2 separate regions of the Homo sapiens genome follow, and region 1 is linked to region 2. A link is a contact called in ENCODE Hi-C or POLR2A ChIA-PET data. All regions are on one chromosome and are shown on one strand. The core of a region is the stretch at or near the end of the contact, and the rest is flanking DNA. Distances in the headings are between cores, read along the strand shown. Region 1 has its middle 13 kb from the start of SIRPG. Region 2 overlaps LOC124904858 (a long non-coding RNA gene).

What was found. Hi-C counts contacts between places; a loop is a spot of excess contacts on that map. ChIA-PET counts read pairs that join two places held with the same protein, here RNA polymerase II (POLR2A). Pooled maps may share reads with other maps.
Region 1: a loop to region 2 is called in a map of chondrocyte, with 2.1 times the contacts of the local background. The contact joins two enhancer-like sites. A Hi-C loop is called at or near these places in 11 of 168 maps with a recorded cell type or tissue (CD4-positive, alpha-beta T cell, CD4-positive, alpha-beta memory T cell, CD8-positive, alpha-beta T cell and 6 more), 5 of 37 single-sample maps with no recorded cell type and 15 of 50 pooled maps. POLR2A ChIA-PET finds 5 or more read pairs at or near these places in 10 of 52 experiments (CD4-positive, alpha-beta T cell, CD4-positive, alpha-beta memory T cell, PC-9 and 6 more).

Annotation. Positions count from the first base shown.
Region 1 is chr20:1,668,365-1,673,579 of GRCh38, reverse strand. It overlaps a transcript of SIRPG not described here. Among named protein-coding and RNA genes, the nearest start is that of SIRPG, 13 kb to the right of the region's middle. RefSeq lists an enhancer at 1-245. Within about 2 kb of position 1,484, at least 2 of the 41 ENCODE cell types and tissues checked have a DNase peak (open chromatin) inside an H3K27ac peak, as active enhancers do.
Region 2 is chr20:1,733,214-1,738,059 of GRCh38, reverse strand. LOC124904858 (a long non-coding RNA gene) reads left to right here. Exons shown (of 3, transcript XR_007067498.1): 3 at 4,834-4,846. Among named protein-coding and RNA genes, the nearest start is that of SIRPG, 78 kb to the right of the region's middle. Within about 2 kb of position 3,343, at least 2 of the 41 ENCODE cell types and tissues checked have a DNase peak (open chromatin) inside an H3K27ac peak, as active enhancers do.

The sequences.
Region 1 (5,215 bases), core at 235-2,734, 63 kb after region 2:
CTCGGTGTTTCTGCTCCTCTTTGTTCTGCTGCCTAAAGGATAAATGTGTAGATTTAGAAGCAGTAATGACCAAACCTCCTGAAAACAGTCACAGGGGTCATTTGTTAAGCACCTACGACATGCCAGGCTCTGTGCTTTTCACTTGTCTTCTCTTATCTTACCAGGGTGGGGTTTGTGTCCACTTTTGGTCCTTGGCCAGCCGGGCCTCCTCTCTGAGCCTCATCCTATAAAGGGGCTCACATTAGGACCCCCTCACAGGGATGGAGGGGGGTTAAAAAGATTAAAGAGAGGTATAGAGGGAGCAGGCAGCATCAGGCTCCCATAAATGGAAATTGATTACATCCTCTCATCCCGTTAGGGTCGCCATGCTGGTGGTATCTTGATAACTTCTCTTCTTCAAGTGACACCCTCTTTACTGTGCCCTCAAAATGTCTGACACATGTTAGGGAGCAGGTTAATATGTACAAAGGCAAATATGTGTGATATATGCTTCCTGGTGATTGTTGTAGAAGATGTAGGGTAGTAATTCACAATTTGGAGGTGCCCTTTAGGACCTCTCTATGGAAAGAAACTGCCTTCATTTTTCTGATTCTCTAATCTGTGTGCTTTCAGGACGCAGGATGAGTGCCTGCCTGCTTAGATGGCCTGGGTCTGTGTTTCTTGTAGTTAACTAATGATGAAAACATTAACCACCTTTGGCTTTCTCAGTACTCAGTGATCTTGTTTGTCAACCCAAACCTGACCCAACTGAAGACCCAGATTCCAAAAACGTTCCCTCTTTGGAAAGGCAGCACTTGGCACAAATTAGGCCTGCTAACAACAACAACAACAACAACAAATGATTGGCCGAAAAGCCAAAAGAAATAGCATTTATTTGGGAAATAAAGAATTGTACTTTGGGTATACAGAGTCAGAGAAGTGCTGAATAGAGTCTCATACAGCAGTGCGGGAAAGGTTTTGTATAGGGGATTTTCAAAAAAGTTGGTTTTGGAGACAATTCAATGGCTGGGCAAAAATTCTAAACTGCAAACCTGTTTTCATTGGTTACTTAAAGTACTCCAGGATGAGAGAGATCAAAATCCCACGTACCTTGACTTCAGTTGTTACTCAGATCTACAGCAACATCCTGTGGCTTGACCTTTAGCAGGTGTGGGTGCAATGTTCTTACAAACTCTCGGCTCTTCGTTAAAGCTTTAGCCTTAATTACTTCATTTTCTTTCACAGATCCTGCTGGAATATTTGTGAAAAGAATGAACTATATGGAACAAATTCATAAATACCTCAGAGAGATCTCGGTGTATTCACGAAATTTGGGTTAAAGATAGAACTGTGTTCACTTATATGAAGCATCCTCTGTGTTTGATCCAAAGCAAACAGGGCCCCATTTAATCCTCACTGCATCCCGGGAAGCAGAAATGCTGTCCTATTTTACAGAAGAGGAGCTGGATGTGTCAGGCCACCCGTCTCCTGGGCTGAGCGGCCTGGTTCCAGCTCTCACAATGGCACCACTTCACCATTGTTCCCTGTATTGGCTTCTGTAAATGCCCTCTCTTGTTGGGAATAGGCCCCCTAAAATCTGGCCATAAACTGGCCCCAAAACTGGCCATAAACAAAATCTCTGCAGACTGTTACATGTTCGTGATGGCCATGATGCCCACTCCAGACGGTTGTGGGTTTACTGGAATGAGGGCAAGGAACACCTGGCCCACCCAGGGTGGAAAACCACTTAAAGGCGTTCTTAAACCACAAACAACAACATGAGCGATCTGTGCCTTAAGGACATGCTCCTGCTGCAGATAACTAGCCAGACCCATCCCTTTACTTCGGCCCATCCCTTTATTTCCCATAAGGAATACTTTTAGTTAATCTATAATCTATAGAAAAAATGCTTATCACTGGCTTGCTGTCAATACATATGTGGGTAAATCTCTGTTCAAGGCTCTCAGCTCTGAAGGCTGTGAGACCCCTGATTTCCCACTCCACACCTCTATACTTTCTATGTATCTTTAATTCCTCTAGCGCCGCTGGGTTAGGGTCTCCCTGACCGAGCTGGTCTCGGCACTCTCTGAGATTGGTGAACTCTCCAGGGGAGGCAGGCTAGGACCAGTCCATACACAGAGGGAGACCAATCAGTAACTTTGTTCCTGTGCCCAGATTGGTGGAAGTCACCCTGTTTAGAGAGGAGAACTTTGAACTCAGGTCTGGACTTCCTCACCTCTCAGAGCCTTTCCAGCCTGGTCGGTAAAATGAGGACACCACCCTCTCCACATTATTAGAAGGATTAAAAACTAATGTCCATGAAGGTTCTTAACATGTCACACACTCATCATTAGTGATGGTCATCTCAGTCATGTCTCCTGTTTATCGATGCTCCTTTTGTAGCCAAATCCTCTGCCCCTGTGGTATCATGCACTGCAGTGAGGACCACAGCTGAGCATACAGTGAGCTTCACCTGTGAGTCCCACGGCTTCTCCCCCTGAAACACCACCCTGAAATGGTCCAAAAATAGGAATGAGCTCTCAGGCTTCCAGATCAACGTGGACCCTGCAGGAGAAAGTATGCCCTATAGCACCTGCAGCACAGCCAGGATGGTGCTGGCCTCTGGAGACCTTTGCCTTCAGGTCATCTGCGAGGTGGCCCACATCACTTTACAGGGGGACCCTCTTTGTGGGACTGAAAACTTGTCTGAAACCATTCAAGGTAGAGAATCCTCACTCCTAGCCCAATCCCATATCTGGTTGCCAAGCCTGCTCCTCCTCTCTGGCTTTTACTCCAGGGCTTGGATTTCCTGGAATCTAATTCCTAACTGTGCTGCCCACCTTCCATGCACCTAGATGTACTGGTCACTTACTATCATTTCCATGGTAGCAGCTAGATGTCCACCCACCAGGTGGTAGACATCTGTGCTAGATAGATAGATAGCTTGCTAGCTTGCTAGATAGCTAGCAAGCTCTATGCTAGATAGTTTCATTTATTTCACCAAGAGCAACTACGATTAATGAGCACCTACTATGAGCCAAGGCCCTGTGTGCCTGGTGATTTCATTGATTTTGCTGCAGTTATGACATTTCAACTGCATGCCAGGGGTTGTGCTTGCAGATTTCACTCATTCTTAGCCTAGTAGGAGCTACCAGTCCTTGAGCACCTACTGTGTGCTGGGCGTTGTGCTTAGTAATTTCATTCATATGCAAAGAGCACCCTCAATGTCTGAGCACCTGATGCATGCCTAGCTCTGTCCTGGTGATGCCCTCACCGTGGTGGTGGGAGCTACTTTATGGAGCCCTCCCTGTGATCTGTCTGTGCCACAAGGTCAGAGCTTCTGCCCTGTGCTGTTTCAGTTCCACCCTTCTTGGAGGTTACTCAACAGCCCATAAAGGCAGGGAACCAGGTGAACGTCACCTGCCAGGTGAAGAATTTCTACCCCTAGAACCTACAGCTGACCTGGTTGGAGAACAGAAATGTGTCCCAGATAGAAACAGCCTCCATCCTCATTGAGAACATGGAAGGCACCTACGACTGGACAAGCTGGCTCCTGGTGAACATATCTGCCCACAGGGATGATGTGCTCACCTACCAGATGGCGCATGATGGGCAGCTGGTGGTCAGCAAAAGCCTTGCCCTAGAGGTCTCAGCCCACCAGGAGCAGAGCTCAGAGGCCACCCTTGGTGAGGTTACTCCCGATTTTAAAATTTTGTCTCTTTCCTTAATGTTAATAGTAATAGTCATGCTTGTTATAAAATAACCTAGAAATCTATAAACATAGAGTAGATTTTTAAAGTCAGCTGTCTACCCCAAATCCCACACTCCAAGAGTCACCATTACTAAGATTTTGATGCACAACTTGGTAGATCTTTTGACACAAATATATATTAAAGGAGGAAGAGAGATGCAGGGAGATCATCTGCTCATGGAGTCCTGTGTTTTGCCTTCTGTCTCAGATGTTTACTTATGTTCTCCATTCCTTGTCAGATCAGCCCTCCTGCTGTTCTTTCTCTGACTCATTTTTGTTCTGTCCTAAACTTTTCCATCCCATCTGCGACCTCATCCCAGCAGACTCTGGCATCTGCTGTGGGAAAATCAGAAAAGGCATTTAAGACTGGACCAGGCCCCCTGGGGACCGTGACTGGTCACAGCATGAGCCTCTTCTGTGTCCTGATGCTGATATTTGACCAATAATAACCGCAACATCCCTCTGCACATTTACTACGTGCAAATTTCCGTTCATCTATACTCTCCCTTCCTGCTTCAAACATCCAGTAGTTTGGAGTTTTACAGAAGAGAAACTCAGAACTTGAGGAACAATGAGAGATGTTGGGATGTTGTTGAAGATGTCTTGTCATTAGACAAGGTGATTAGTCTAAACGAATCAAGGTAAATTTGAGGCCCTGAAGACAGGGCCACTATCAGCCTGTACGGCAAATTTGTGCTAATTAGAGAAATATTCCCTTCTGCTAGACATTGTCCCAAGGATCTGAAGTTGGCCGATATTCCCCTCTCTTTGACCAAAATATGTCCTGTTTCCCTCTCATACAATACCAGGAGGGGTCTCTGCTCCAGAAGACTTTTCAAAGGCTTGGATTCCTCCTGCATGCCCTAAGACATTAGCCTCATCTGCTGGGTCTGTGCTGGGTCACTGATTTGTCCATGTCCCTGCCTGCTGGAAGAGTGAAGATAGGAAGTGAAGGACAAACAATTTCCCCTATAATCAGAGATGCATGGAAGGTGCATAGTCACGTCCACTGCTCACTCAGTCATGCATGCACCTGCAGTTGCAAATGGAGTCCATCCTGGGTGATCTGATGATTGAGGACGTTTTTCTACAAGATCAATATTGTTATCACAGTTAATAAAATTAACAAAAATTTCCTCATATCATCTAAATTGGGTATATTTTACAATTTTCTCAAATCTCTTTCATGGCTGTTTTTTGTGTGGTGTGTGTGAGCTAAAATTGGTTTTAATTCCTCTTTAATTTTTTGGTAAAATATTCCTGTGAAAGGCTGGGTGCGGTGGCTCACGCCTGTAATCCCAACACTTTGGGAGACCGAGGTGGTTGGATCATGCGGTCAAGAGATTGAGACCAGCCTGGCCAACATGGTGAAACCCCATCTCTACTAAAAATACAAAAATTAGCTGGGCATGGTGGGTGTGTGCCTGTAGTCTCAGCTACGCCGGAAGCTGAAGCAGAAGAATCGCTTGAACCCAAGAAGCAGAG
Region 2 (4,846 bases), core at 2,094-4,593:
GGGAGTGTAAACTGTTGCAACTTTTCCTTCACAGAAATACCTACCTAAGAATGTTTCGATCTGTTCTATTAAGTATCAGATGGCAGGTTCAGAACAGTGCATATGATTTTCTCTCATTTAGAAAATGTACCAGTGGTCTTCTCTGGAGAGTGGGGCTGAGGGTCTAAGTAGAGATGGAAGTTTTTTTTTGAGACGGAATCTCACTGTTGCCCAGGCTGGAGTGCAGTGGTGTGATTTTGGCTCACTGCAACCTCCACCTCCCAGGTTCAAGCAATTCTCCTGCCTCAGCCTCCTGAGTAGCTGGGATTACAGGTGTGTGCCACCATGCCCAGCTAATTTTTATATTTTTGGTAGAGACAGGGTTTCACCATGTTGGCCAGGCTGGTCTCAAACTCCTGACCTCAGGTGATCTGCCTGCCTCAGCCTCCGAAAGTGTTACGATTACAGGCATGAACCACCGCACCTAGACAAGGAAGCTTTTTTAACCATAGAATCTTAGGTAACTCTTTTTCTTACCATGTACATATATACTGTTTAAGTATCCAAATTTTAAAACCAATTTTTAATTTTAAAAATCTCAACTTGAATTTATCTGAGATTTCAGCTCATATTCACTGCAGAGTTATTTATAATATCAAAAAATGCAAACTTTATATCCAACAGTTTGGTATAAATTGGAAAAAAATAAACTAAACATTAAAAACCATATTGTGGAATATTTTGCAACATAGGCAAATATTCAAATACAGTAAATGAAAAACTGATTATAGATTATATTTCAATCTCCAATTGTGTAATAATCATATATGTACACGTATATGGTCAGGTCTCACTCTGTCTTCCAGGCTGGAATGCAGTGGCATAATCATTGCTCACTACAGCCTCAAACTCCTAGGCTCAAGGATCCTCCCACCTCAGCCTCCCAAGTAGCTGGGACTACAGGTGCATGCCAGTATGCCCTGCTAAACTTCATATGTTTTTGGAGAAACAGAGTCTCACTATTTTGCCCAGGCTATGCTTGAGCTCCTGGCTTCAAGGGAGACTTCTGCTCTGCTCACCCTGAAGATCTCAACTTAAAAGCCATATCCTGGCCGGGTGCGGTGGCTCACGCCTGTAATCCCAGCGCTTAGGGAGGTTGAGGCAGGCAGATCATGAGGTCAGGAGATTGAGAGCATCCTGGCTAACACGGTGAAACCCCGTCTCTACTAAAAATACAAAAAATTAGCTGGGCATGGTGGCATGCGCCTGTAGTCCCAGCTACTTGGGAGGTCGAGGCAGGAGAATCGCTTGAACCTGGAAGGCAGACATTGCAGTAAGTGCAGATGGGAGATCGCGCCACTGCACTCCAGCCTGGACAACAGAGCAAGACTCTGTAAAAAAAAAACAAAAAAAAAAAAAACAAAAAACCATATCCTGGAGGATGCAAATTAAGTCACATCTGCCAGGCAGGTATTCCCTTTTTTTTACAGCAGGTATCTCACATGATAATTACAAATACATTTGCCTCTCAGCCAACAAATATTTATTGAACCATACTCTGTGCCAAGCAATGTGGTTGGTACTAGAAATTAGGCGGAAAAATTCTTGTTCTTGTGTAACTTGCACTCAAATAACTGTAAGGTTACGCCTGTGCTAAGTGCTAGGAACGAGTATGTGGTAGTCCGAAAAACCCATGAAAAGGCAAATTGTACACAGAAACTAGCAAGGATTGCCCTAATACAAGAAATCCTAAGGAGGGGAATTAACCAGACCAAAGAGGGCATCGTTACCCAAGGAACCACACGTTCAAGAAGTAAAAGGCCAAAAAGGCTGTAGCAGAGCCAAGGGGAGTGTGCTGGAAGATGCCAGGCATGCCAGGCCGCCTGCACGTGAAGCACTTGTTGATCTGTTGTCTGGAAACAATGGGGTTATTAGGCGACGGGCAGAGGGAGGATCATACCTGATTAATAGGGACGGTTCCCCTCTGGGCTGAGAGTCTGTGTGTCCGTCTCACTCGGTGGCATCCCAGGAACCCAGAATAGCACTGCACGTAATAGGTGCTCCATAGGGTACCGGCCTGGGTGAACGGGGGACGGGCCTCTGCGGCCGGATGGACCACCCAGGGCCACACCTCCAGCGGCGACCCACATCCACGGCCCCCATATCCCAGGGCGGCCGCAGCAGGAGAGGGAGGGAGGGAGTCCCAGGGCCGCCCCGCAGACCGCCCCTGCCCTCTGGGTCCCCACGCCGCTGCCAGCCTCCTGCCGAGGTTCGGACTCCCGGGGGCCTTGAGGAACCGAGAAGCCGCCTCCTCCCGGGTGGGCGACGTCGCAGGACCGGGACGCTTCACAGAAGTCTCCCTACTGGGCACTCATCTCCCGCGGCCGGCAGCACCGGGCTCTGGAAGTGCCAAGACTTTGTTTTTTCAAGAGACAGGGTCTGGCTGTATTGTCCACGCTGTCCTTGAACTTCTGAGCTCAAGTGATCCTCCCACCTCAGCCTCCCTGGTAGCTGGGACTACAGGTGGATGCCGTCATGCCTGGTTACTAGAGGGACTTACACACACACACACACACACACACTAAAAAAAACCTACTAAACTACTTTTTAGAGAAGTTTTAGGTTCACAGAAAAATTGAACAGAAAGTACAGGGAGTTCCCATATACCCACTTGGTGTTGTACACTCTATGGATGTATAATGACATGCATCCACCATTGATGTATTGTACAGAATAGTTTCACTGTCCTAAAAATCCCTGTGCTCCACCTATCCAGCCTCTCTTTTTTTTTCTTTTTCTTTTTCTTTTCTTTTCTTTTTTTTTTCTTTTTTTTTTTTGAGATGGAGTCTTGCTCTGTCACCCAGGCTGGAATGCAGTGGCGCGATCTCAGCTCCCTGTAACCTCTCCCTCCCGGGTGTAAGCATTTCTCCTGCCTTGGCCTCCTGAGTAGCTGGGATTACTGGCACGTGTCACCATGCTTTGCTAATTTTTATATTTTTAGTAGAGACGGGATTTCACCGTGTTGGTCAGGCTGGTCTTGAACTCCTGATATCAGGTGATCCCCCTGCCTCTGCCTCCCAAAGTGCTGGGATTACAGACATGAGCCACTGCACCTAGCTGACTAAACCTCTTTTCTTTATAAATTACCCAGTGTCAGGTATTTCTTTATAGCAGTGTGAGAACAGACTAATACAGTAAGTATTATACATAAATGCAGCTGGTCTTCCTAAGGATGGTTGCCCCTTAAAGGAAAGCTCAGTTTCGTCCAGCAGTTTCCCGTAATTTTAGAATTTCCTTTTCAAAAGTGTCCAAGGCTAGGACAGTGTATCAGGTCAAAGTGTGTTGCTTTGTGAGCATCACTCCACAAAGTGTCACCAGTGAGTCATGAGTCCCTCTCCTGCATGTAACAGCTGTTCATGCAATTCTCTTCGAGAGAATTGAACTCATCCTCATGTTTCCTTTGGTTTTGAACAAACAGGAATTGGTCACAAATGAAAATACAAGTCTGAATTTCATGCAATAGGGAACAGCTACAATTTTAACAGCATGCTATGTAATTTTAGGCCAAAAGAAATGAAACTACTTATGGTAGACTGCCAATGCTACGACCTGGAACACCTGCTGTGAAATAGCAGCAGAGGAGACAGTTATCTTTTGTTTTATTCCTGAAACCAGAATCTCCTGCCCATAGACAGAGATCAAAACCTCCATTCTAAAGAGAGGCAGTTGGAGAGAACAGCCCAAATAAAGGCAAAACCTCACCAAAAAAGAAAGGGAGATCTGAATTCAGGAGGACTCACCCTTTTACACCCTGTGAAACCTCTGGAGTCTGAGGAACATAGTGCATTAATGCTGGTACCAAGCACTGAGCCCAAGAGGGAAGGCAGCATGTTCAGTGTTGGGAGGTCCCTCTGAATCCTGCTGACTACAGCGGACATGTCTACCTAAGAGAAGAAGCTTAGATAAAATTAATATAAGTAGAAGGTCTATTTGGGCCAAATTTGAAGACTGTAACCCAGGAAACACCTCCAAGTCACTTTGGAGAATAAAGAACAGACTCGAGCTTTTAAGGAAAAAGGACAAACCAGGGGAGGGGATGATTACAAAAGTTTTTGTCAGGAATTCTCATTGCTTTACAAAAATAACATTGATTAGTAACCTTTATACGTTATTTAACTATAGAATATGACTTATAGTGTCCACATATGGCATTGTTACATTAAATTGTATCTACCTGGGGCATCAGTCAGTCTAGAGTCCACATGGCAAGCAGCCTCAAGAGATGGTTACTTAGCTGAAGGAGGGAAGTGGGACATGACTGCTTTCTCATTCCAGTGCCTCTCTGGGCCTGATAATTGAAAGGGGCATTGCATTCCTCAGATTAAAAGGTTTTTGTGCAATTTATATTAAAATACGGATGTACCCAGAATTTATTTAATTACCCTTTACTTTTTCCTGCTGTGTATTGTTTTTAAATCATTATGTAATCTAAGGGTAGCATTATGCTTTCTGTCAGGCCTCCAGCCCAAGCTCAGCCATCATATCCCCTGTGACCTGCATGAATACATCCAGATGGCCTGAAGCAAGTGAAGAATCACAAAAGAAGTGAAAATGGCCGGTGCCTGCCTTAATTGATGACACTCCACCATTGTGATTTATTCCTGCCCCACCTTAACTGGGTGATTAACCTTGTGAAATTCCTTCTCCTGCCTCAGAAGCTCCCGCACTGAGCACCTTGTGACCCCCACCCCTGCCCACAAGAGAAAAACACCCTTTGACTGTAATTTTCCACTACCCACCCAAATCCTATGAAATGGCCTCACCCCTATCTCCCTTTGCTGACTCTCTTTTCAGACTCAGCCTGCCT